2 separate regions of the Homo sapiens genome follow, and region 1 is linked to region 2. Evidence: read pairs that join two places in POLR2A ChIA-PET (ENCODE). Cell type or tissue: PC-9. All regions are shown on one strand. Each heading gives the region's core, and the rest is flanking DNA. Links, peaks and the distances in the headings are about the cores only. Region 1 overlaps ATP11B (ATPase phospholipid transporting 11B (putative)). Region 2 overlaps ATP11B (ATPase phospholipid transporting 11B (putative)).

Region 1 (12,538 bases), core at 4,585-7,084, 66 kb after region 2:
AAAGACATCTCTAAAATCTTAATGGAGATACCCTCAAAAAAATGAACCTGCATATTATTGTCTAATAAAAAATTAAATATTTCTTTCATTAGTGTTCTTACTATAGTCATTTCAGATAAATGACTATATGAATGCAAGAAAATTGAACTTGCGTCATAAATAACCAATTCATTATGTCTTTCAGGTAATAAGACTAATAAAAATATCACCTGAGAAACCTATAACATTGGCTGTTGGTGATGGTGCTAATGACGTAAGCATGATACAAGAAGCCCATGTTGGCATAGGTGATTGATTCTTCCTGAAAAGTTTTTCCTGAACTTTTAAAGTTGGTGGTATTATTTGGTGGTTTTTAATTTTCTTTTTGTAGATTAAAGTACAGTATCAAATTTGTGAATGAAAATTGCAACATGGTAATAATATAGCACAGTGTGCCCCATCAGAAACTTACTATAATTAGGCCGGGCGTGGTGGCTCACGCCTGTAATCCCAGCACTTTGGGGGGTTGAGGCAGGCAGATCACGAGGTCAGAAGTTCGAGACCAACCTGACCAACGTGGTGAAACCCCGTCTCTACTAAAAATACAAAAATTAGCCAGGCGTGGTGGCACGTGCCTGTAATCCCAGCTACTCAGGAGGCTGAGGCAGGAGAATTGCTTGAACCCGGGAGGCAGAGGTTGCAGTGAGCCGAGGCTGAGGCAGGAGAATTGCTTGAACCCAGGAGGCAGAGGTTGCAGTGAGCCGAGGCTGAGGCAGGAGAATTGCTTGAACCCGGGAGACAGAGGTTGCAGTGAGCCACGATCGCGCCACTGCACTCCAGCCTGGGCGACAGCAAGACTCTGTCTCAAAAAAAAAAAAAGAAACTTCCTATAATTAAGCCCACTATTTAATATATTTTCATTCCAAATTTTAGTTTCAGATTTTAAAGGAAATAAATACCACATTAGTGAATTTTATCTTTGCCGATTATTTTTCATAATAAAAGTAGCTTTATTTTTACATGTCATTTTGTACCTTTTAAAGTACTTTCACATGTTATTTTATCCTTTTTAAATTCTAAATTTGTGATTTACATAGTTGCACTGCTGGTTCTTGTTTTAGAATCTTACCGTTACTCAGTGTATTTGTGCATCTAAAGATCCTACAGCGCATTTTAAAGATCATTATAAAGACAGGAAATTGTACTAAACTGCGATAAACACAACATCTCAAGTAGTTTTCTCATTTTAATAACCTTTATCCTTATTCTTTTCTATTTTTGCCTAAAACTTTTATTAGATTCAGACTGCTAATGTCATTTCATTATATTGAATTTATTAATCCTTTCCTTTTTAGCCATATACTCTTATTGTATAAATACAGAGCAAAATGAAAAGTGTGGGCATAGGATTTTTTATGGAAGGATAAAATTTGAGAGTTAAGCTAATTCCTGTTCTGGAATAGTCTCTATAATGTGCTGGATGGGAAGTTATCAGGTCTGATATTTTCTGTGTGCCTCTTAGATCAACTCCTTCCTCTTTCAGATAATTAATTCTTCATTTTGAAAACTTAATTCTCCTTCTAGTTTGTATACCGTTATTTTCCATAAATTTTCATAGCAATTTGATGATAACTTCCTATACCATACATTTAAGGCTATAAAAAAAATTACAGTATTTAAAACAGTTTAATTCTGTAATGATAACAGGCAGACCAGTGACTAGAATACATTCAAGCATCTGGAAATTTAGAATATAACAAAGGAGATATTTCAAATAAGTAGGAAAACAAATTATTTAGTAGAAAAAAAATGGATAAAACTGGTTAGTGATTTGAAAAAAAAAAGAGAAGTTGAGTCTCTTTCTATTATTTGTAACAAAACAAATTCAAGATGGATTAGGATTTAAGTAACTTATAAAGACCCTAAAAAGTAATAGAAGAAAATTTAATGAATAATTCTGTTATTTGCGGTATGGAAGAATCTTTTGAGGACAACACCAAAGCAAGGAACTATAGTTAATTATAGGGAAAAGATCATGCAGAGGTAAAAGCTCCCAAAACAAATTTTAAAAACAAAGGACAAACTAGTAAAGAATATTTGTAAAATAGATGACAAAGTTGTAATAATCCTGGTATACAAAGTATTAACAAATTAATGAGAATAAGAAAAACGTTCCAGTAGAAATAATATGGAAGGATGTGAGCAATCGATTGTTATGAAAGGAGAAATCTAAAAAGAATACTAAATGTATGAAAAAAATGTTTAGTCTCTCTAACATTCCAAGGAATGGAAGTTAAAATTGCCTGTCAGATTGGCATCCATTATAAACACTGATAAACCTGGAGTTGGTAAATGTATAGATTAACAAATGATCTTATACAATGTTAGTAGGAGCATAAATTGGTATACCCTGCATTATTACTCCAAACAAAATTTTAAAGTATGCCTATTGACATTGCAATTATGAATGCAGGAATTTCTTCTAGTAAAAAAAATTGAGCATGTTGATAAAGATGTACATTACAAGTATACATTTGAAGCAGTGTCCATAATCTGTTAAGCAACAAAAGCAAGTTGTAAAACAATCCTTTTTTTTTTTTTGATATAGAGCTTCACTCTTGTTTGCCAGGCTGGAGTGCAATGGCTCAATCTCGGCTCACGGCAACCTCCGTCTCCTGGGTTCAAGCGATTCTCCTACCTCAGCCTCCCAAGTAGCTGGGATTACAGGCACCCACCACCATGCCCAACTAATTTTTGTATTTTTAGTAGAGATGGGTTTTCACCATTTTGGCCAGGCTTGTCTCGAACTCCTGACCTCAGGTAATCCACCTGCCTTGGCCTCCCAAAGTGCTAGGACTACAGGCGTGAGCCACCACACCCAGCCTGAGCCACCGTGCCCAGCCTGAGCCACATTTTTATACGTGTTTTTGTATGTATGAAATACTTACACACACAGACATGAAATAAGCAGAAAGAAAATTTCTAAAAGAATGCAGACTAGGCCGGGCGCGGTGGCTCACGCCTGTAATCCCAGCACTTTGGGAGGCCGAGGCGGGCGGATCACGAGGTCAGGAGATCGAGACCATCCCGGCTAAAACGGTGAAACCCCGTCTCTACTAAAAATACAAAAAATTAGCCGGGCGTAGTGGCGGGCGCCTGTAGTCCCAGCTACTTGGGAGGCTGAGGCAGGAGAATGGCGTGAACCTGGGAGGCGGAGCTTGCAGTGAGCCGAGATCCCGCCACTGCACTCCAGCCTGGGCGACAGAGCGAGACTCCGTCTCAAAAAAAAAAAAAAAAAAAAAGAATGCAGACTAAAAACAGCAGTTTTCTCTAGGGATTATGAATACAGGTTTTTTTCATCGCTTATACATTTTGGAACACTTTCATCCTTTTATGACAAAGTTTTAGTTTTGAAAAATAATTTTTTTAAGTTGCTTCTAGATTGAAAATAAAAACTTGGCAATGACTCTTCTTCTCTTTTGAAACCTTAAGGATTATTGTAACCATTAAAAAAGTATTCATATTTATCAGAGGAAATGTTGCACTGATTTCAAATGATATTGCTTATTTTTAAAAATTTATTTATTTTAAATTCATATTTTCCTTTTAAAAAGTGCACTTTGACTTATTCATGGAAGTGTTAAGCAAACAAATGACTCATTTTGCTAAACTCAAATGACTCAATTTGAATATTTTTTATATTCAGTGAAAATAGTGAAGTTAAGTATTTTATAGCATTCTGTCCATCAGAAGTCTGTTACCCAGTACTTGTGCTTATTAGTGTAATAATTGATGTTCCTGCTAAATCCTTAACTTTCAATATTATTTTTTATATTGTATTTTATCTTTTTATATTCTAATTCTTTGGAAATTGGTGTTATGTGTCTGATAAATATCGTAGCCTTATATTAATTACATATTTAAGTAGAACAACCTTTTGGACATCTGCTATCTGCTGTATATTAGGATTTAATGTTCCTAAGTGCATGTTCAACTATTATAAATAATTAAGATATTTGCAGATTTATCATGAAAATTACAGTTATCAGTGAACATGTCTTTTGTCCCTTTTATTATAGGAATCATGGGTAAAGAAGGAAGACAGGCTGCAAGAAACAGTGACTATGCAATAGCCAGATTTAAGTTCCTCTCCAAATTGCTTTTTGTTCATGGTCATTTTTATTATATTAGAATAGCTACCCTTGTACAGTATTTTTTTTATAAGGTGAGTTTCATGTATTTAGAATCAATTATTGATATAGTAATATGAAGTTTCAATTTAAGGAATGTTATAACCTTATACATTTCTCTTTAAAATAGTTTCAATAAGTAAAAATAACAGTATTTTGTCATAAATCTATTCTATACTGACAGAAAGCAAATCAGTGGTTGCCTGGGGCCCAGGGGTTCCATGCAAATTAGAACATAGTACATTTGATATCTTTAAAGTTATTTTGTCCTGAACCAGCAATAAGTTTTAACACCAATATAATGGTTTTAAGTAGAGTTCTTAGCCTTTTTATGCCATGAATGACCTTTTAGTAGTCTAGTGAAATGTGTGAGCTCCTCAATATGGAGCTTTTATATGCATAAAATGAAATACATAGGGTTACAAAGAAACAAATTATGTTGAAATATTGTCCTATCTTTGGGTCCTTTGGTACAAGGTGGGAGTTTGCAGAACCCACATTAAGAGCCCCTGTTACCAATACATTTAATAACACCAGAGTGTACTATGTTGCATATATTTCTATAATTGATAACTACAATCCAGTGATAGAACACAAGTAGATTGCATATTGCTATAAGATGATGGCAGTTTTTTTCTAACTTATTTTTCTAGCTTTTACTTGTAATATGAGTATATTGAGATGGAAAGAAGTTTCGATAGTTTGATTTATTGTGTGTTTTAAACATTTTTGTGTTGTAAAGATATAGCCCTAAAGTTTGAGTAAATCTTACTTATTGTACTATATATGAAAAGTATTGAGTAATAGTTTGAAGGTTGTAAATTCAAAATTATAGTGTTGCTTGGCAGTGAGAGGAGTCAAGGGTTTTTTCATTCTGATGTCTGCACTGTTGCTTAGAATGTTTTTAGACATTTTTTGATAAAATGGGAATCCTGCATTCCTGTTATATATGGACAAGTCCTTATCCTTTACTTACCATACCAACTGAGATTGTTTTTGGACACTTTAACAGCCATTTTTTTTATTTTTTATTTTGTCTTTGAAACCTAAATATTTTAATTATTTTCCATTTAATCTTGTTTTTCAGAATGTGTGCTTTATCACACCCCAGTTTTTATATCAGTTCTACTGTTTGTTTTCTCAGCAAGTAAGTAAATAGAAACTTGTGTTTTGTGTTTTGTCCTTTTAGAGTAACGTATGTATGTTCAGATTTTGATAGACGTTTGAAGGGACTTTTTTCATTTTTCTTAGTCCTGCAGGGAACCAGACAGAACTTTTCTGTTTAGTATATTTAACCAGCATGACATTCAGAATATTTATTTATTCTGGTTTTCAGTTTGAGGTGAGTGTTAATACCAAAATGTAATTCTGGATGCTTTTAAAAATAGATAATAACCCTTAACAGCTTATGAGAGAATTTTGATAACTTATTTGTGATATTTCTGTAAAATCCAAATCAAGCCAGGCCAGATAACTTGGAGGTTCACCTCATTTTTATTTTTGATTCGAAATGTCTTAGGTTTGGAAGGAGCAGTAGTGATTTAGTCCAGGGATGGCATATAGGTTTTATCTCAGAAGCTACCTTTAAATAATTGATGGGGCACCTAGAGTATATTGAAAAGGTTTCTAAAGCTGCAGGCTCAGAGGGAAAATGTAATTTGTTAGCAATAGTTGTAATGGGCACAAGGTGGGTCTTTGTTTGCATGCATGTCACATATTTACCAGTCCTGATCTACTTTGTTTTAATTTCTAGAAAAGAAAAATGAAATCCACATAAATTAAGTAACTTGCCTTGCTAACTTAATGACTAAACCATAACTTTGACCTACTGCTTCTGACTAATGTGGCAGGCACCCTTTTTACATACCATACTATACATCTCAAATTGATCAAGACACTAGTTCTAATTTATTGAAAAAACAAGAGCTTAATTATCTTAACTTTTTCATGAGTTTTTCCTATTCTTAATTGCTGTTTTATCCTGTTTACAACCTGTAACTCTAAATTCCAAATATTTGCTTGGGCATTGATTACCGATAAAAGTTTGTTTACCTAAATGAACTAAAGAATATGCTAAGACAATACGACAAGGAAAACTGACCTATTTTGATTAGGTTTTCTGGAGAGTTTATAGTGTAATTTGGGAGGCAGTATTAATAACAATAAAAACAATATGTAAAGCATAGGCAAAGTGCTAAGTGATTAGTACCAACAGTGGTACCTGTGACTGTTTAGAGGAGCAAGATATCGTTAAGGACTTAAGCCATTGTGCAGAGTTTCATGGAAGAAGATAGTCTTGTTCAGTGCCTTAAAGGAAGTGTAGTGTGTAGACAGGGAGACAAAGCCATGAAAGGTAAACTGTATGTGTTGCATGTGGAAGGAGTAGTAAGATGCCTGGAATACATGGAGGAGAATTATGTAAAATTACTTCACAGTGATCAAATTGTGGAGAACCTTGAAATGTTGATCTAACTCACGATAATTCCAGAAGCACCTGATATAGCAAAATATTCCAGTTCTCACAAAGAATATCAACCTAGGAACATTATATGTTTATGTCAGTATTAAAAACAAATTAGAATTATTTAATTGGAGTTACTAAAATGGATTTCAGTATAAATTTTTAAAACTTTAATTTTGTTTTTAATATGCATAGTTGTCATATGCATAATAGTAATGCATAATTCAGAAACTCAACATTCCTACCAATTTCTCTTTCTAGACATTGTATGACAGCGTGTACCTGACTTTATACAATATTTGTTTTACTTCCCTACCTATTCTGATATATAGTCTTTTGGAACAGCATGTAGACCCTCATGTGTTACAAAATAAGCCCACCCTTTATCGGTAAGTATTTTCTGGTATTAAATGGCCTTATCAGTTTTTTTAAGTAAAAAATAAGCAGATTTATTTATGTCTTGGTGATTAATGCTTTACTAAGGAAAGTTCTTTAGTTGTCGTATGATTTACAGTTGTTGAATATCAGAGAAAAAAAGGTTTCTTTCAAAGAGAAAATTGGAATAATTTTTCCGGTGTTTTTTTAAGAATGAGCACTTTCATCCTGGGAATGCACTGGGCAGTTGTGTAATTTGCACTTACTCTCGCAAACCAGTAATATTCTATTTCGTGTGCACAAAAGAAGTTATTCATAATTGGTAGTCTCTAGAATTCCTAAAAGTTTTTTTCTACTATTAGCGAAATTTATGAGTAATAATTAGTGCAAAATCCAGAGGTGAGGACATTAATTCCCACCCCAGATTCTCTGCTTTATTCCTGCTTCCCCAGAACCAAGTAATCACAGAGATGTGATTGGGACCTGTTCCTCAGGACCAGCTATGGTATTCACCATAAGCTCTTATAGAGATAGCTATTGAAGTACCACTTATAGAGTCATCTCATTATCTAAATTTGGATTAATTTACTTCAATTCCTCAGGTTATCTAGGACAGGGCTTGACCTAAGATTGGCATAGATTGTTCTTCCCATAATAGCTATTATTAGAAGGGAAGTTAGGAGCATCAGTGCTGAACCTAACTCAGATAACCTCACTAAAAAGAGACCATTATGGCAGAGTGACTGAATGTTAACAGAAGAATATAATAACAGATAAATCAACTTTTCAAAATTAAAGTGAAGTATTATGCCTATGTCATATTTCTTTTTTTCTTTTTTGAGACAGGATCTTGCTCTGTCACCCAGGCTGGAGTGCAGTAGCAAGATCGTAGCTCACTGCAGCCTCAATCTCCCAGGTTCAAGCAATCTTCCCGTCTTAACATCTGGAGTAACTGGGATTACAGGCACACACCACCATGCCTCACTAATTTTTTAAACTTTTTATTTATTTATTTATTTATTTATTTTAGTAGAGACAAGGTTTTGCCATGTTGCCCTGGCTGGCTTCAAACTCCTAGTCTCAGGTGATCCTCCTGCATTGGCCTCCCAAAGTGTTGGGATTACAGGCATGAGCCACCATGCCCAGCCTATCATATTTCTTTTTTTTTTTTTTTTTTCCTTTTGAGAGAGAGTCTCAGTCTGTCGTTAGGCTGAGTGCAGTGGCGTGATCTTAGCTCACTGCAACCTCTGCCTCCTGGGTTAAAGTGAGTCTCCTGCCTCAGCCTCCCAAGTAGCTGAGACTACAGGCGCGTGCCAACATGCCCAGCTAATTTTTATATTTTTAGTAGAGACAGGATTTCACCATGTTGGCCAGGATGGTCTTGATCTCTTAACCTTGTGATCCGCCCACCTTGGCCTCCCAAAGTGCTGGGATTACAGGCTTAAGCCATCGCACCCAGTCTTCCTATTTCTTTATCAAATGAAGAAATATGTTTGAATGTAGTATGTGAACTATAAGCTATTAAACAGATGTATGATATTATAAGCAGTGGTTTATAAATTTGGATTTATTTATTCTTTGTGCTAATATTTTCAAGCAATTTTAAATTAAAAATCTATCTTGTTTTTTAATTATCATATTATATTAATTGTTTAGTGGGCAAATAATAAATGATCCCTAATATGTTTCTTTTTCTCTTCTTTTTAACAGAGACATTAGTAAAAACCGCCTCTTAAGTATTAAAACATTTCTTTATTGGACCATCCTGGGCTTCAGTCATGCCTTTATTTTCTTTTTTGGATCCTATTTACTAATAGGGAAAGATACATCTCTGCTTGGAAATGGCCAGGTAAAGTATATAGTTTTTTTAAAGAATGCTTGTTAATATTTTATGGGTTTTTTATAGCTTTTGTCATAAAGTAAAATTTAATTTAAATTACAGAACTTCAAGTATTAAAATGCAAATATAAAAAGGTTTAAATTTTGTGGTTAAATAATAAAGTTTCATACAAGTGAAAATTGACAGGCAATACAGTGTAATCTCGAAATGAAACTCAAGTTACTAGACAGTTTTGCTATTCAAAAATTAGCTCACACAGGGGATATGTTATTGCCCCTGCATGCTCTTCACCTTAGTATTGTGTTTTATTGATAGCTGCCATTTATCTGGTACTTACTTTTGTGCTAAGTACTTTAATATGCCCCATCTCCATTAGTCCTCCCAATAATCTTATTAGAGAGGTATTATTACTCCCATTTTTCAGATGGCAAATGAGGACTTAGTGTTTGTTTGCTTTTAATTGCATTGTTGTTTGCCTAGGAAATGCTACCACATTCTTCATTGCACACTCACAATTCTAAATAGATGTCATAACTTACTGTTTAATTTGGCCACTTTTCCGAAGCATGAAATTAGGAAAGAGTGCATTTTAAACAGTACACTGTTACACTGTGTTCTGATTGGAGTGCTCATGTTGAGAGACTCTTGGCAGAGCTAGACCTCTCTTTCGGGGCTTAACTAAATGGGTTAGGAAGGAAAGAAATGACAGCAGTGGTAGGGACTCTGGTGGACTGGAAATGGTTGTCACTCTTAGTTTCCCTTTTCCATTCCCATCACTTAAGTATTGCAAAATATGTTTGGAGATACAGACATACAAATTTGCAATTGGAAGAATATAAAGTTTTATCTGCTCAACAGATCTTTATTGAAGGCCAGCTATTCCCAAGTACTATACTAGGCTCTGGTAAGTAACTTGGTCATGGAGCTTAGAATCTTGAAAAGGATACAGAAAATGAGCAAGTAAACTAATAACAAAATACACCGGTGTAATAAAGGAAATGGGTTTCAAATGTAGAGGCCTTAACCTTGCAAAATCCCTTTACCTTATAGAGTAGGGACATAAATATAATTGCCACTTCACTTTTGAGGACATATTTAGACTGATGTGGATGAAAATATGAATCTTGTAGCATAAAGGTTACAGCACTTCCCAAATAATAACTACCTTTTGTTGAGTTTGTTTCTCTATGCCTGGTACATTACATGCATTTGCTCATTAAATCATAACTCTGTATGAGAAAAATATCATTATTAATTTTCGCATGTTAGAAAATTAACCTCAGAGAGGTTAAGAAACTTGCCTAAGTTCACACAGTAAGCAAATTACAGTAATAGAATTCAGACTCAGATCTATCTGACTTTAAAACCTACATGCCTTTAGGAGATATACCTAATGTAAATGATGAGTTAATGGGTGCAGCACACCAACATGGCACATGTATACATATGTAACAAACCTGCACGTTGTGCACATGTACCCTAGAATTTAAAGTATAATAAAAAAAACCTACATGCTTAGTCATGATTCTCAATTCTTCTGAGAAACAGCTGTTAGCCTGGTGCCCTTCTGCACAGTCTTACCATCAGTGCAAGTGCCACCAAATATATAGACATATGAGTGAGTATGCTCACTTCCACCTGAAATAGTGGGGTGAAAACCGGACAGAATTAAGAGGGGAGGAGAGTTAAGAAGAAGGAAATTTGGATCTTCATCATTGGATGAAAAGGATGTTAAAGATCTTGTATTGCTAGTCACTACTTTTTTTAATTTTTAAAAGTAATATGTGCCCATTGTGATAAGTTTGAAGTTAGTAGGAAAAAGTATAAAGAAAATAAATCACATGGTGGCCCTCTACCCAGATATTATTACTTTTATTATTTTTACATACTTGTTTCAATTCTTTTTTGCTATTTTCATTAACCTCATAATTTGTATCCCCTTATTTCTTAACATTGTAGCCTAAGTGATTTTGTATGTTATTAAAAATGCTTCAAGAACATTTTTCATGATTACGTAATACTCTATTACATTGTCATAATGTAAGTATTCCCTTAATTTGAGGATTTGTTTCTAATTTTTAGTAACTTTTTAAAATAAAATCTTGAACATTCTTTATACAGAAGATAAAACCTTGAAGGATAAATTGTTATTGGCCATTAGTATAAAAGCTTTTTTCTCTTTACTGTCTATTGAAATTAATCTGCCACTCCCTACCTCCAATACTAGGTATAGTAGCAAAGCAGCACATGTTAGAATCAGAATTGGATTCATACCCTGGCATCTGTAGTCATCGTTTGAGTGATTTGGGATGAGTTAACCTCTCTCAGACTCAGTTTTCTCACCTGTGAAAAGGCACATAATCCCCACCTTATAGGTTTGATGTGAGGATTAAATGACATATTATTTGTAGAGCATTAAGCATAGTGGCTAGCATATAGAAGTATTCACTACGTCTTAGCAGTGTTCATTGTTATTTTTACTATTAAGTCATTATATTGGAAGATCATGTCCTACTCAATCCCACCCGGTCTAATTCTCCCAGAAACTCTCTCTTAACTGTGAAAATCACCTTGCTGGCTCTCAGAATGTGCCATGCTAATCTCTAATTCTAAAACATTGCTTATGTTCCCTCTCTAGAATGCTCATGCTTCCCTTTCCCCAAGATTCCCTCACCACCACCTATTCTTCGCAGTTGAGCCCACAGACGCCTTTCCTGTTGGTCCAGCTCCCTCTTATGTGTCCCTGTGCTAAAAATCCTTTTAGACATCTGTCTAGGCCGCGTCTCATTGCTTAGCACTGAGTTTGTTGAATGCTTCCTGTTTTCTAAATATTGTTATTGCATGCCCAAGTTATCAGTAAACAATTGAGGGCCTAGAGCAGAAAAAGTTACTAGAGGGAAGTGCTGAGAGGAGTGACTGGAGGCAAAGATGAAGTCATTGCAAACCAAGTGATCCTGGGAGAGGAGCAGGAGGAAGACTTGTAATAGTTTGGGTTTAAGGGTAGAACAATTCAGGGAAAGTTAAGACTTTATCCCTTTTTTTTTGTATTAGGGTCTAGCAATTTTATGTTAATTAATTTTCAACAAATACTTTTGAAGTATTCACTAATTCTTTCAGTTTAGCTTAGGAAAGAACTAGTCATTCTTCATGTATTTATCTCAAATCTTTTTAACAGGCCTTTCTTTCTCTTAGTAAAGTATAAGTCTTGATCAATTTTCTCTAAGATTTGGAAAGACTGGAAGAATGTGTATGACCTGCCTGAGTTCCTGTCATGTGTGTCTCTAAAACTGCTTTTCCATGGGTACATCTTTACCTTCAGAGCACTATACAAAAGATATTCCTTTACTATTACTCCTTAATGAGTTGCCAGAGAGCAAAAATAATGTTAATGAGAAGGCTGAACTAGTGACTAATTTTTAACTTTGTTTTTTTCCTAAATAGTAGAAGAGTTAATCTCTCACATAAAATTTGCCTAGCCCTTATCCAGTCTTAAAGTAGTCACAGTATTTGAATCTAAGTATTAGTTAAAAAGTAGGGCTTGTCTTAATAATACAGTAGTATTGTCTTACCATGGACATTTGTCAAGAAGTCATAGATTAGTAATTCACTGAATATGTTGTTTGAGTAATCTTTTTATTTTTTAAAGTTAAAAATAAGCTTAAGACTTTATTTTCTTGTTTAGTTTTTTTATTA
Region 2 (12,538 bases), core at 6,053-8,552:
ACCGCTTTAAAATTTTTTCCATTTCCAAATTAAATAACATAAAAGTTAAATTCAGTTTGGTAGACATTTGTTTTTTATTATTTTTATTTTTTATTTTTTTGAGGCAGGGTCTTACTCTGTTGCCCAGGCTGGAGTGCAGTGGCATTATTGTGGCTCATTGCAACCTTGACCTCCTGGACCCAAGTGACCCTCCTGCGTCAGCCTCCCGAGTAGCTGGAACTATAGACACATGCTACCCCATCCGGCTAATTTTTCTATTTTTGTAGAGACAGAGTTTTCCCATGTTGCCCAGGCTGTTCTTGAACTCCTGGCCTAAGTGATCCACCTGCCTTGGCCTCCCAAAGTGGTGGGATTACATGTGTGAGCCACCACGCCTGACTGACATTTATTTTTAGTGATATTTTATATTTATTTATTTATTCATTTATTTATTTTGAGACGAGTTTTGCTCTTGTCACCCAGGCTGAAGTACAATGGTGCAATCTTGGCTCACTTGCAACCTCTGCGTCCCAGGTTTAAGTGATTCTCCTGCCTCAGCCTCACAAGTAGGTGGGATTACAGGCACGCACCACCACACCCGGCTAATTTTTTGTATTTTTAGTAAAGATGGGGTTTTACCATTTTAGCCAGGCTGGTCTCGAACTCCTGACCTCAGGTGATTTGTCCACCTCGGCCTCCCAAAGTGCTGAGATTACAGGCGTGAGCCACTGTGCCCAGCCTTTAGTGATATTTTAAAGCCAAATTCAGAATGTGAAACTAGAGAATTTGAAACTCAGAATGTGAAAACTAGAGAATTTAATCCATTGAGTAAATATTCTTTAAAGAATTAATTTGTGTCAGACATCTAAGCACATGCTGCCCTTAAGAATTTTACAATCTGAGCAGAGCACAGTGGCTCACAGCTGTAATCCCAGCACTTTGGGAGATTGAGGAAGGAGGATTGCTTGAGCCCAGGAGGTTGGGACCAGCCTGGGCAACACAGTGAGACCCCATATCTACAAAAAATTTTAAAAGTTAGCTGGGCATGGTGGTGTGCATCTGTAGTCCCAGCTACTCAGAGGCTGAAATGAGAGGATCGCTTGAGCCTGGGAAGTCAAGAGTGCAGTGAGCCGTGAATACACCACTGCACTCAAGCCTGGGTGACCGAGCAAGACCTGATCTCAAAAGAATCTTATAGTCTGGAGGGGGAGATAGATACAGAGACAAGCAATTAGAATTCAGTGTAATGAAATCTATACTGGAACCGTATAAAAGGTTTGGTGGGAGTAGTACATAACACATGCCTTCCTTTGTCTCTGGGGAATGAGGGGCATCAGCTAAAGCTCCACTGAGAAGGAAGCTCTTAAGCTGAAAAATGAAGGATGAGTAGGCTTTTCCTGGAGCCAGAGATGAGCTACCTTTAGTAAAACTTTGGCAAATGATTTGAGAATTTTTGAGTTATCTTTCGCTAAGATTACTCTAGATTTTATATCCTACAGCTTGAAAAAATCCAGTCCCAACTCACCCCTGCACTAAGCCAGGGTTCTTGGAAGACCGGACTGGTCTGATAGATGGCAAACTAACTTAAATCCTGAAGTGAAAGTTATGTAATACAAAGCAAAAAGCTGAGGTAAATTATAACTGTTTACATTGTGGGTGTTTTAAATTTTTCTCTATCACCTTAGTCTGGTCTGTTAACAGTGTCACATTATCTTGCCCTGATGGTACCTTTATATAGGTATATTTTACTGAATAGGTATAATTTATTGAAAGTTTATGTCTAGGAAATAGTAATTCACAATTAACTTTGTAGGTTTCAGTAAAAGACGTTAAATAATTCCTCCCCAGAAGCATTGGTATTTTTTTTCCCTAGGCATTTTCATGTGCCTGTATACTTTGAAACATATAGCCAGCAAAAATCACTTTCTGTCATGAATGTGATCTAAATAAAATTCTGTTCATTTATTTTAATAACCTAATACAGTTTTGACCCTGAAGCTGCTTTTTGTTTTTGTTGTTTTGAGGTCTTTTGTTTGTTTTGATGCTTTTTCTTTCTGTCATAGAGCAAATAGATCATATGTAGGAATGCTAGAAGGCGCTGTGAACTCTAAGGATGATGTTTTCTTAGTTATATTAAAGAAGTATGACTAATTAAATTATTCATAACTATAGTTTTAGTCTCTTCTTAGCTCTTTTACTTGTAATGCTTATAAAATCTTTGGGATTTTAAGATAATGCAGAGGCTAATATACTTGGCCTGAAATTGAAAATGTTGAGATTCATTCCTAAGTATTGTTTTATGCCAGAGACCTCCTGCTAAAATTGATATAGCTGTTTGCTGATTTGATTTCTCCAGGTCTCATTCAGTTTGGTTACAAGAGGAGTCCCGTTCAAATCAATCCTGTCTTGTGTATTAACAGTACTTCCCCTGTCTGCCATCATGAGACTTTTTCCCCTTTAAATATTCACCCACTTTTTTTTTTGAGTACCTATGGCTTTAACATATGCTCACAAGTCCAGTAAGAAAAAAAAAGGGATTTTGAATTTCATAATTTTTAAGAATATGATAGCTTTCAAATAGTTTAAATTTGTGTGCCTACAATACCTAAACTCTACTTTTTAGTAGACATTAACATAAAGCCAGGGTGGCTGGAATAGCATTGATCTATCTCAGGTCCTTTGCCCAGGACAAGATAAAATCAGAGAAGAAAGGAGCAGGCAAGCATTAAGGGGTTGAGGGTGTGAATGAGTAGCCTGGGATAACAAGAGAAAATGTATTATGTGCCAAAGGTTTCTGAACCTTGCCATGTAGCCTTGACCTAGTAATTAGAGAGTTCAGATTATATTTCCTTTCCAGTGTCATAGAATTGCTGATAATGCTTACTAGAAATAGTGTGAAACTATGCTTGAACTTCATACTAAACGTGTAGTTACACAAATAATTTTGTTAATAGTTTGTTTTGACTCCTGTTAAAGAAGATAAAGGTGTTACTGAAACATAAAGATTCTCTTGAGGTAGTTTTAAATATAGAATTTCAAGCTACAGAACTAATTACAAAGCAAGATTTTAAGTTAAGTACTTTTAAGCTTCTTTTCATCATGCAAAGCTCATGAAACCTATGTATACGCTTATCAGAAAAATGCACATATATGCAAATTTGCACACAATTTCAGGGATTCACAGAACTAAAGCCCATTTATGGATCCTGCTCTAAGTCACTTTCTTCATTTTTGGATAGTTTTGTTCTTTTATTTTTATTTAGATTGTGGCTAGTTTAATTTGTTGCAGCAAAGTTAATATTAAATACTAATGAACTGAAGTTATAAGTTTAATTTCCGTAAGGGACATTTGGCTGTACTTATACTATAGACACATATATTAAATTTACCTATTTTGCATATGAAAGAAAATAACACACGTACGTGCCCACAAATGCAGGCCATTGACTATAATATGATTGAATGAGATTATGTGAATTAATAAAAAGCCTCAGAATGCATAGGTAGATATTATATCATCATTGGGAATATGGAAAAGTTTGTCATCATTCTCCTTTTAAATTTGTCATCTTATTTTTAATTGGAATATAGAATTGCTCTATAGGATTTTTAAAATTCAGTTTAATTTATAATGTATTTTGGGGGGACCGTTTTTTTTTTTGTTTGTTTGTTTTTGAGACAGAGTCTTGCTGTGTTGCCAGGCTGGAGTGCAGTGGCACGATCTCAGCTCACTGCAACCTCCACCTCCCGGGTTCAAGCAGTTCCCCTGCCACAGCCTCCCAAATAGCTGGGACTACAGGTGTGTGCCACCACACCCAGCTAATTTTTTAATTTTTAGTAGAGACGGAGTTTCACCATGTTGGCCAGGACAGTCTCGATCTCCTGACCTCGTGATCTGCCTGCCTCGGCCTCCCGAAGTGCTGGGATTACAGCCATGAGCCACCGCCCCCAGCCAGGGGGAACGTTTTAATATATCCCTTTGAAATAATTATAGAACCCTCAGGAGTTCCAAAATTTTAGTATGTGGTCATTGGTTCTTATCATCCAGTAGAGATAAATGGGAAATGATGAGCATTTGCTTCATGTAAAGTATGTGCATTTATATGTTAATATAAATTCTAGTCATAACTGAGGTGTTGCTGTAGTTATCTTGCTGTTATTTTGGGTCCTTTTTTTTTTGTTTCTTAACTTTAGATGTACATAAATTCTGGTCTTGTGAGAATTTAGCAAAAAATTAAACTTTTCTTTAAGTGGTTCTCAGTCTCAGTTGTCTTGACATCTTAAAGATTTACGTACTGTTTGAGGCCCTGAAATTTACTTTCTTTTTTAAAAAAACTTTATCCCAGAAGCTATAAATCAGTGTTTAAATTAGTGTTAAAGAGAAGTAGTAACATATTAGTAATATTTTATCTGTTTTAACGGGCTCTTAAAAAGGTGTCCATCTGAATCTGTTGAGTTGAGCTGAAAGCAGAGTGATGCTGGAGAGAAAGATGGCAGAAAGCATATTAAGAGGCAGGAGCTAGTGTTTGGGGGGAGATGTTAACATGTTTGTGGAGTGGATGCTGAATAAATATGCTTCCTGCAGTCTAATGCTCCAGATACCTGTTTATAGGTAAACTTCCTGTGAACCTCTTTTGAGAAATACAGCCCTAGACTAAAGGAGTAGCCTTGAAACTATTTGTTCATTCATTTGTTCACTTATTCATCTGTTTACCAAATTGTGAAAAATTTTAAAGACACTTTATGAGGAAAATAAATATTTATGCCACCATATTTTTTCCTTAAAGAGACTGATTTTTGAAATCAGACACATAATGCTACATTCACATCTACAAAGTGTGTTCATCACTATTGCAAAATGTTGCAAAAGCAGGGTAGAAAAATCTTAGGACTTTAAATAGTCTGAACAAATAAACATGTTTGTTATGATGCATACAAATGCATTTGTACAGTCCTGTACTAGCTGTTTCTGAGATCACAGAATAAAAGTTTAAAACCAAGAATAATAACAGTTGAATACCGTACATAACACTTAATATTCCAATGGACTAAGCAAAATATCCCTCTAAGTTACATGGGATCTCACACTATCTGTGTATGTCTGTGCTTAATGGAAATGCTACAAGGATGCTAAGTGTTGAATGGTAGCCAAATTACTTACGTAGTAGGTTACTAAATTAGAGCGTTTACTAATATCTAAAAATGGATCATCATAGCTTATGAATACCCAAGTTTTATTGACCTTTTAATAACTGCTTAGTAGTACTAGTAAATAGCCCATGACCACTATGTAAAAAAAAAAAAAAAGAAAAAAAGAAAAAAACCTAAGGAATTTTGAATCGTTTTCCTGTTAGAACCAAAGAAAGAAAGTCTTTCATTTGGATATTGCTTTCAGCCCATCAGTGGGTTCCCAAGATCTGCCAAAAGAGTCTTTTTTTCTTTTTTCTAATATTTCTTTTTTTTTTTTTTTGAGACGGAGTCTCTCCCCGTGTCCCAGGCTGGAGTGCAGTGGCGCGATTTCGGCTCACTGCAAGCTCCGCCTCCCGGGTTCCCGCCATTCTCCTGCTCAGAGTAGCTGGGACTACAGGCGCCCGCCACCACGCCCGGCTAATTTTTTTTGTATTTTTTAGTAGAGACGGGGTTTCACCATGTTGGCCAGGATGGTCTCGATCTCCTGAGCTCGTGATCCGCCCGCCTCAGCCTCCCAAAGTGCTAGGATTACAGGCATAAGCCAGCGCGCCCGGCGTCTTTTTTCTAATATTTCAAAACCCTAGACAATATGCCGAATGTTAAAGTGTCTTGAAGGTTCACTTGCAACTGTGGAAGTGGAAATACAGTCCTCTAAGAATAAAGTTTCAGTGTTCTTGTTACCCGTGAAATCTTTTCTACCAGAGGTGATTACTAATATGCCTTGACAGATGGTCTTCTCAATCTGAGGTCAGGATATGAGTTCCCAAAGGCCAGGAATTACAGCATATTCATATCTCTATTTCAGTAAGTCAATTGATACTATAATGGCTCAAATAAGTGATTGTGTGGAATGAGTCTGGGCAAGACCCTACCTAATGCACTGTAAGTCATCTGGGAACAAAGCTCTTTGCAACCAAGTCAGTCTGGGGATGGAAAAAGTAAAATAAATATAAACCTTTGCCATCAGATGTGGTAGGTGCTTATTAGGCTGTAGCTACACAGGACTTCCACATCACTGAGTAGAAATCCATCCATAGAAATGAAAGGGAAGGAATGCAGTAGGGATAGAAAATTTGTCCTCAAATACTTCTATAGGTCTCCCATATGATTTTTTTTCAATATAGTAGTATTTCTGACAGAGAATGAACTGTTTTTCATTACTAAAGGCATTACCTAGTTAAGTTTCTATCTGGAGATAATGTACCTGTTTACCTGTGAAAGAAAAAAAAATAGTAAAGTTTCTATCTGGAGATAATGTACCTGTTTACCTGTGAAAGAAAAAAAATAGGTGGCATAGCTCTTCTAATTAGATGGATTGAGTCTATATGCATTTTAAGGGCAATAGTAATATATGTAATCTGACCAGCTAAATAAAGCTAACAGTAAAGTATCATAACTAACCTGGTTGACTAGTATTTCTTTTTCTCTTGCTTGATTGGTCTTAGGGTTTTGACCCACCACATCAGAGTGACACAAGAACCATCTACGTAGCCAACAGGTTTCCTCAGAATGGCCTTTACACACCTCAGAAATTTATAGATAACAGGATCATTTCATCTAAGGTAAGAATTAAAATTTTTATTGTTAGGCCAGGTGCAGTGGCTCATACCCATCATCCCAGCACTTTGGGAGGCCAAGGCGAGAGGATCGGTTAAGCCCAGGAGTTTGCGACCAGTGTGGGCAACATAATGAGACCTTGTCTCTGCAAAAAATCAAAAAATTAGCCAGGTGTGGTGGCACACCTCTACTGACAGCTACTCTGGAGGCTGGCTTCAGCCTGGGAAGTCGAGGGTGCAGTGAGCTGTGATTGTGCCACTGCACTCCAACCTGGGCAACAGAGTGAGACCATGTCTCAAAAAAAAAAATTATTATTAAAACTGTAGATATGGATCATTTTATTTTTAAAAGTGATTATATGTGTGTGTGTGTATTTATTTATATCCTTACAAATTCAAGAAAACGGTGGTCGATTTATCTTAACCAAAATGGTTAACTGTAGAATACAAGGAGTGGCTAATTGCTGATATCAGTAGCCCACATGCCAAAAAATTATCTTTAGTTGCTAGTAAACTAAGGAACTAATATTTATGCTATGTACCAGAAACTATATTAAGTACTTCTCATATCATTTAATCCTTACAACAACCCTATGAGATAGCTTTTATGAAATCTATTTTACAAAGCAGTGTTATACTGATTTTAAATCAGTTTCCTCAATTGAAGTCCTAGGAAATGGAATAATTTTCCCAAGGTTGCTCACTAGTAAATGGCTAGATTGGATTTTTGGGGTTTTTTTTGTTTGCTTGTTTTTTTGAGACAGAGTCTCGCTGTGTCACCCAGGCTGGAATGCAGTGGTGCAATCTTGGCCCATTGCAACCTCTGCCTCTCGGGTTCAAGCCATTCTCTGCCTCAGCCTCCCAAGTAGCTGGGATTACAGGTACCTGCTACCATGCCCAGCTAATTTTTGTATGATTAGTGGAGATGGGATTTCACCACCTTGGCCAGGCTGGTCTTGAACTCCAGACCTCATGATCCACCCACCTCGGCCTCCCAAAGTGCTGGGATTACAGGTATGAGCCACTGCACCCGGCCATAGATTGGAATTTAAACTCAGTTCTGTGTTGCTTTAAAGTCTGCTTCCTCCAATTTTATCACTCATTTGTACACATTTTATGGTGCCAAAGTACAGCTTCACTCTTATATATTCTTCCTTGTTTCATTTTTTCCTGTGGCATTTTTAAGTTGTCTTAGGTTATTCTGAAGCTAAAGACTGTAGAATAGTACTTTGCAGTAGACTTTTCTGTCATGATGGAATTGTCCCATATGATGGCCAATAAATTATACAAGGTTATCAAGGCCTTGAAATATGGCTAGTGCACTCAGAAACTGAAGTTTAATTTAATTTTTATTTAAATGTCAGTAGCTACATGTGACTAGTGGCTTGGACGGTACAGTTATAGAGGATATGAGTCAAAGAGACTGAGGGTAAAGTTTTCCTTATATCATAACTATTGCCTGAAAGGGCACCTTAAGAAGCATCTTTGCATTGCTCCTTCCCTCTCTTCTAAAGCAACTAACATCTTTTCTCTAATCCTAACCTCGTCTTTCCCAAGGATGTTGTCTTAGGTCAGCAGTTCTTTGCCCTGCCCCATGTTGCTGCCTTCACATTCTTTATGTGTATAACATACCCTTAGTGCCATCTCTCGTTTTGGATGATGGTTCTAAAGCAGAAAGTAGGAAGAGGAGATGTCAGAATCCAGGATAATGGATGAGCTTTAGATTAGTGACACAGTTCTTTTTTTTTTTTTTAAATTATTATTATACTTTAAGTTCTAGGGTACATGTGCACAGCGTGCAGGTTTGTTACATATGTATACATGTGCCATATTGGTGTGCTTCACCCATTAACTCGTCATTTACATTAGGTATATCTCCTAATGCTATCCCTCCCCCTGCCCCTACCCCACGAGAGGCCCCAGTGTGTGATATTCCCCATCTTGTGTCCAAGTGTTCTCATTGTTCTGTTCCCACCTATGAGTGAGAACATGCGGTGTTTGGTTTTCTGTCCTTGCAATAGTTTGCTCAGAATGATGGTTTCCAGCTTCATCCGTGTCCCTGCAAAGGACATGAACTCATCCTTTTTTATGGCTGCATAGTATTCCATGGTGTATATGTGCCACATTTTCTTAATCCAGTCTATCATTGTTGGACATTTGGATTGGTTCCAAGTCTTTACTATTGTGAATAGTTCTGCAGTAAATACACGTGTGCATGTGTCTTTATATTAGCATGATTTATAATCCTTCGGATATATACCCAGTAATGGGATGGCTGGGTCAAATGGTATTTCTAGTTCTAGATGCTTGAGGAATCACCACACTGTCTTCCACAATCGTTGAACTAGTTTACAGTCCCACCAACAGTGTAAAAGTGTTCCTATTTCTCCACATCCTCTCCAGCACCTGTTGTTTCCTGACTTTTTAATGATCGCCATTCTAACTGGTGTGAGATGATATCTCATTGTGGTTTTGATTTGCATTTCTCTGATGGCCAGTGATGATGAGCATTTTTTCATGTGTATTTTGGCTGCATAAATGTCTTCTTTGGAGAAGTGTCTGTTGATATCCTTTGCCCATGTTTTGATGGGATTGATTTTTTCTTGTAAATTTGTTTAAGTTCTTTGTAGATTCTGGATATTAGCCCTTTGTCAGATGGGTAGATTGTAAAAATTTTCTCCCATTCTGTAGGTTGCCTGTTCACTCTGATGGCAGTTTCTTTTGCTGTGCAGAAGCTCTTTAGTTGAATTAGATCCCATTTGTCAATTTTGGCTTTTGTTGCCATTGCTTTTGGTGTTTTAGACATGAAGTCCTTGCCCATGCCTGTGTCCTGAATGGGATTGCCTAGGTTTTCTTCTAGGGTTTTTATGGTTTTAGGTCTGACATTTAAGTCTTTAATCCATCTTGAATTAATTTTTGTATAAGGTGTAAGAAAGGGATCCAGTTTCAGCTTTCTACATATGGCTAGCCGGTTTTCCCAGCACCATTTATTAAATAGGGACTCCTTTCCCCATTTCTTGTTTTTGTCAGGTTTGTCAAAGATCAGATGGTTGTAGATGTGTGGTATTATTTCTGAGGGCTCTGTTCTGTTCCATTGGTCTATATATCTGTTTTGGTACCAGTACCATGCTGTTTTGGTTACTGTAGCCTTGTAGTATAGTTTGAAGTCAGGTAGCGTGATGTCTTCAGCTTTGTTCTTTTGGCTTAGGATTGTCTTGGCAATGCGGGCTCTTTTTTGGTTCCATATGAACTTTAAAGTAGTTTTTTCCAGTTCTGTGAAGAAAGTCATTGGTAGCTTGATGGGGATGGCATTAAATGTATAAATTACCTTGGGCAGTATGGCCATTTTCACGATGTTGATTCTTCCTATCCATGGCCATGGAATGTTCATCCATTTGTTTGTAGTGACACAGTTCTTAAGAAATTATGCAAGAAATAAAAGCTCTTGAAAACTTTAGGTTTTTTTTTTAACTTGGGGTATAATTTACATACAGTAAAATTTATCAGTTTTAAGTGTGCAGTTTGATGAGTTTTGACAAATCTGACCACCGCCATAATCAAGATGTGGAATATATCCATTGCTTCAAAAAAAATCTTTCATGGTCTTTTGCAGCAGGTCCCCCTCCTCCTCACCCCCCAGGCACTAGCAACCACTGATCTGCTTTCTGTAACTATAGTTTTTTCTTTTCTAGAATTTCATATAATACAACACAAGTCTTTTGTGCCTGACTTCTTTTTTCGTAACATAATGCTTTTGGGGTTCATTTTTGTTGTTGCAAGTATTAGTATCAGTAATTCATTCCTTTCTAGTGCATAGTTTAGCTGTCAGCCTGGAATTGTGTAGTTAATGTTTTGAATATAAGCCATTTTCTTTGTGTGGTTCTCTGACAATCAGTATTTTCCCTTTACATTTCCAGCTGCTTTTCCAGCCCTGAACTCTAATCTTGGTTACATGTTGTTGATGAGGCTGTAGTTTTCCCCAGCTGTTTTGCAGCCATTGTTGTGTGTGGTAGGTGGATACTGTCTCCAAGCTAAGAAGCCAAAAATTCACAATTTATACTTCTTCCATTTGCAATTTTTTGAAATTAAACTCTCTTCCCGTTTCCATCTATATTTTGGACATTTTCCAGTATTTGACATAGTTTTTAAAATGTAATCTTTATAATTCTTATCTGCTGGGAGTCCACAGGACCACCTCTTTGTCAATAGTGGAAACTGAGTGTCCTCCTAGAAAGCTTTTGGGATTAAATAAGTATCTTTAAATGACTGTCTCTGTACACAGAAGTATTTGGTTTAATGTTTTTGACCATATTTTTTAAAATGTGGATGTTTAAAGAAGTATTGCCTTTTTAAATGTTTACGGTAAATGAGGACTGTCTCATTACTACCTATTACGCCACTATTGCTTTCATAAACTCCTTCCAAAACAGATTACCTGTTATTCCACAAACTCATGTTGAACTTTCCTACCACTGTGCCTTTGCTTTGATTTCATGTTGTTAGCCACAATTTTTAAAATGTAAATTTTATGTATTTGTGGACATTGTAGATTTTATGTTTTTGTAGAAAGGTAGAATTCATATCTTTGACCATAATTTCAAGAATGTAAATATTTATACAGATACTGTCACTTTTTTCCTGAGCATAAATGAAGCCTGCTTCTCATTACTTTCATTTTACTACCTTTCACTCCCCTGTTATTCTCTTGGTCTCCTTCCAGACTGCATTGTTTTCTATCTCACAAAGCCATGATGAGCTTTTCTCCTGTCCCTTTGCTCATGCTGTCCTAGCTTCCTGAAATGTTCTCCCTTATTTGCCCTGGATTTTCAGCCTGTTGAATGTTCTTCTTTTAAAGCACATGTCAAATATGACTGTCTTGTTAAATTTTTTTCATACACTTTACCTTTGAATACAGCTATTAATGTTTTGTTCTTAATCTCCTCTACTTAATATTAAACATCTTATTTCTGTTTCTCTTATTGTGGAAGTGTCTTGCATGTTGTGGTTGTGTGGTATGTCTTTAACTGGCCATAGTAACTACATTATCTTAAATTTAAACTTTCTTTGGCCATGTGTAGTGGCACACACCTGTAATCCTAGTACTTTGGGAGGCCAAGGTGGGCGGATCACTTGAGGCCAGGAGTTTGAGAACAGCCTGGCCAACAGGGTGAAACCCCGTCTCTACTAAAAAAATACAAAAAAATTAGCCAGGTGTGGTGGCGGTTGCCTGTAGTCCCAGCTACTTGGGAGGCTGAGGCAGGAGAATGGCATGAACCCAGGAGGCGGAGCTTGTAGTGAACAGAGATCGAGCCACTGCACTCCAGCCTGGGTGACTGAGTGAGACTCTGTCTCAAAAAAAAAAAAAAAAAATACAGAAAAATTAGCCAGGTGTGGTGGTGCATGCAAGTAGTCCCAGCTACTCAGGAGTCTGAGACATGAGAATCGCTTGAACTCAGGAGGCGGAGGTTGCAGTGGGCCAAGATTGCGCCACTGCACTCCAGCCTGGGCAGACAGAGTGAGACTGTCTCAAAAAAATAAAATAAAATAACCTTCTTGCAAAATATTTAATTTTATAGCCATGTTTTAGTTTTCTTAGGAGAAAATAAGGTCAATTATAAAGTCATATATGACTATAGAGAAGTTACACTTCTAATTCATTTGTCTTAACCATTATTACATAACAAAGAGAACTTTAAAGCATAATAAATTATTTTCTTAGCAGTATTTTCATAATGTTTGATATTATGCTACTAGAGTTCTCCCTCTCTATACAATAGGACAAGCACAGAATTTAGACTCATTCACAATCTATT

What was found. Peaks named below come from ENCODE experiments on the same cell type or tissue, not always from the same donor. Only the 100,000 strongest peaks of a DNase experiment are listed, where the experiment ranks them.
Region 1: POLR2A ChIA-PET joins it to region 2 with 9 read pairs; 2 of 35 experiments call an interaction of 5 or more read pairs at or near these places.

What each region holds. Positions count from the first base shown.
Region 1 is chr3:182,880,695-182,893,232 of GRCh38, forward strand. It overlaps ATP11B (ATPase phospholipid transporting 11B (putative)), which reads left to right. Exons shown (of 30, transcript NM_014616.3): 21 at 185-287; 22 at 4,059-4,204; 23 at 5,257-5,316; 24 at 6,892-7,019; 25 at 8,716-8,854. Among named protein-coding and RNA genes, the nearest start is that of ATP11B, 93 kb to the left of the region's middle. In PC-9, for the core only: no CTCF peak of the experiment used is centred there; a DNase peak (open chromatin) is centred at 5,987; H3K27ac peaks cover 697 bases.
Region 2 is chr3:182,813,646-182,826,183 of GRCh38, forward strand. It overlaps ATP11B (ATPase phospholipid transporting 11B (putative)), which reads left to right. Exons shown (of 30, transcript NM_014616.3): 2 at 6,615-6,731. Among named protein-coding and RNA genes, the nearest start is that of ATP11B, 26 kb to the left of the region's middle. In PC-9, for the core only: no CTCF peak of the experiment used is centred there; no DNase peak of the experiment used is centred there.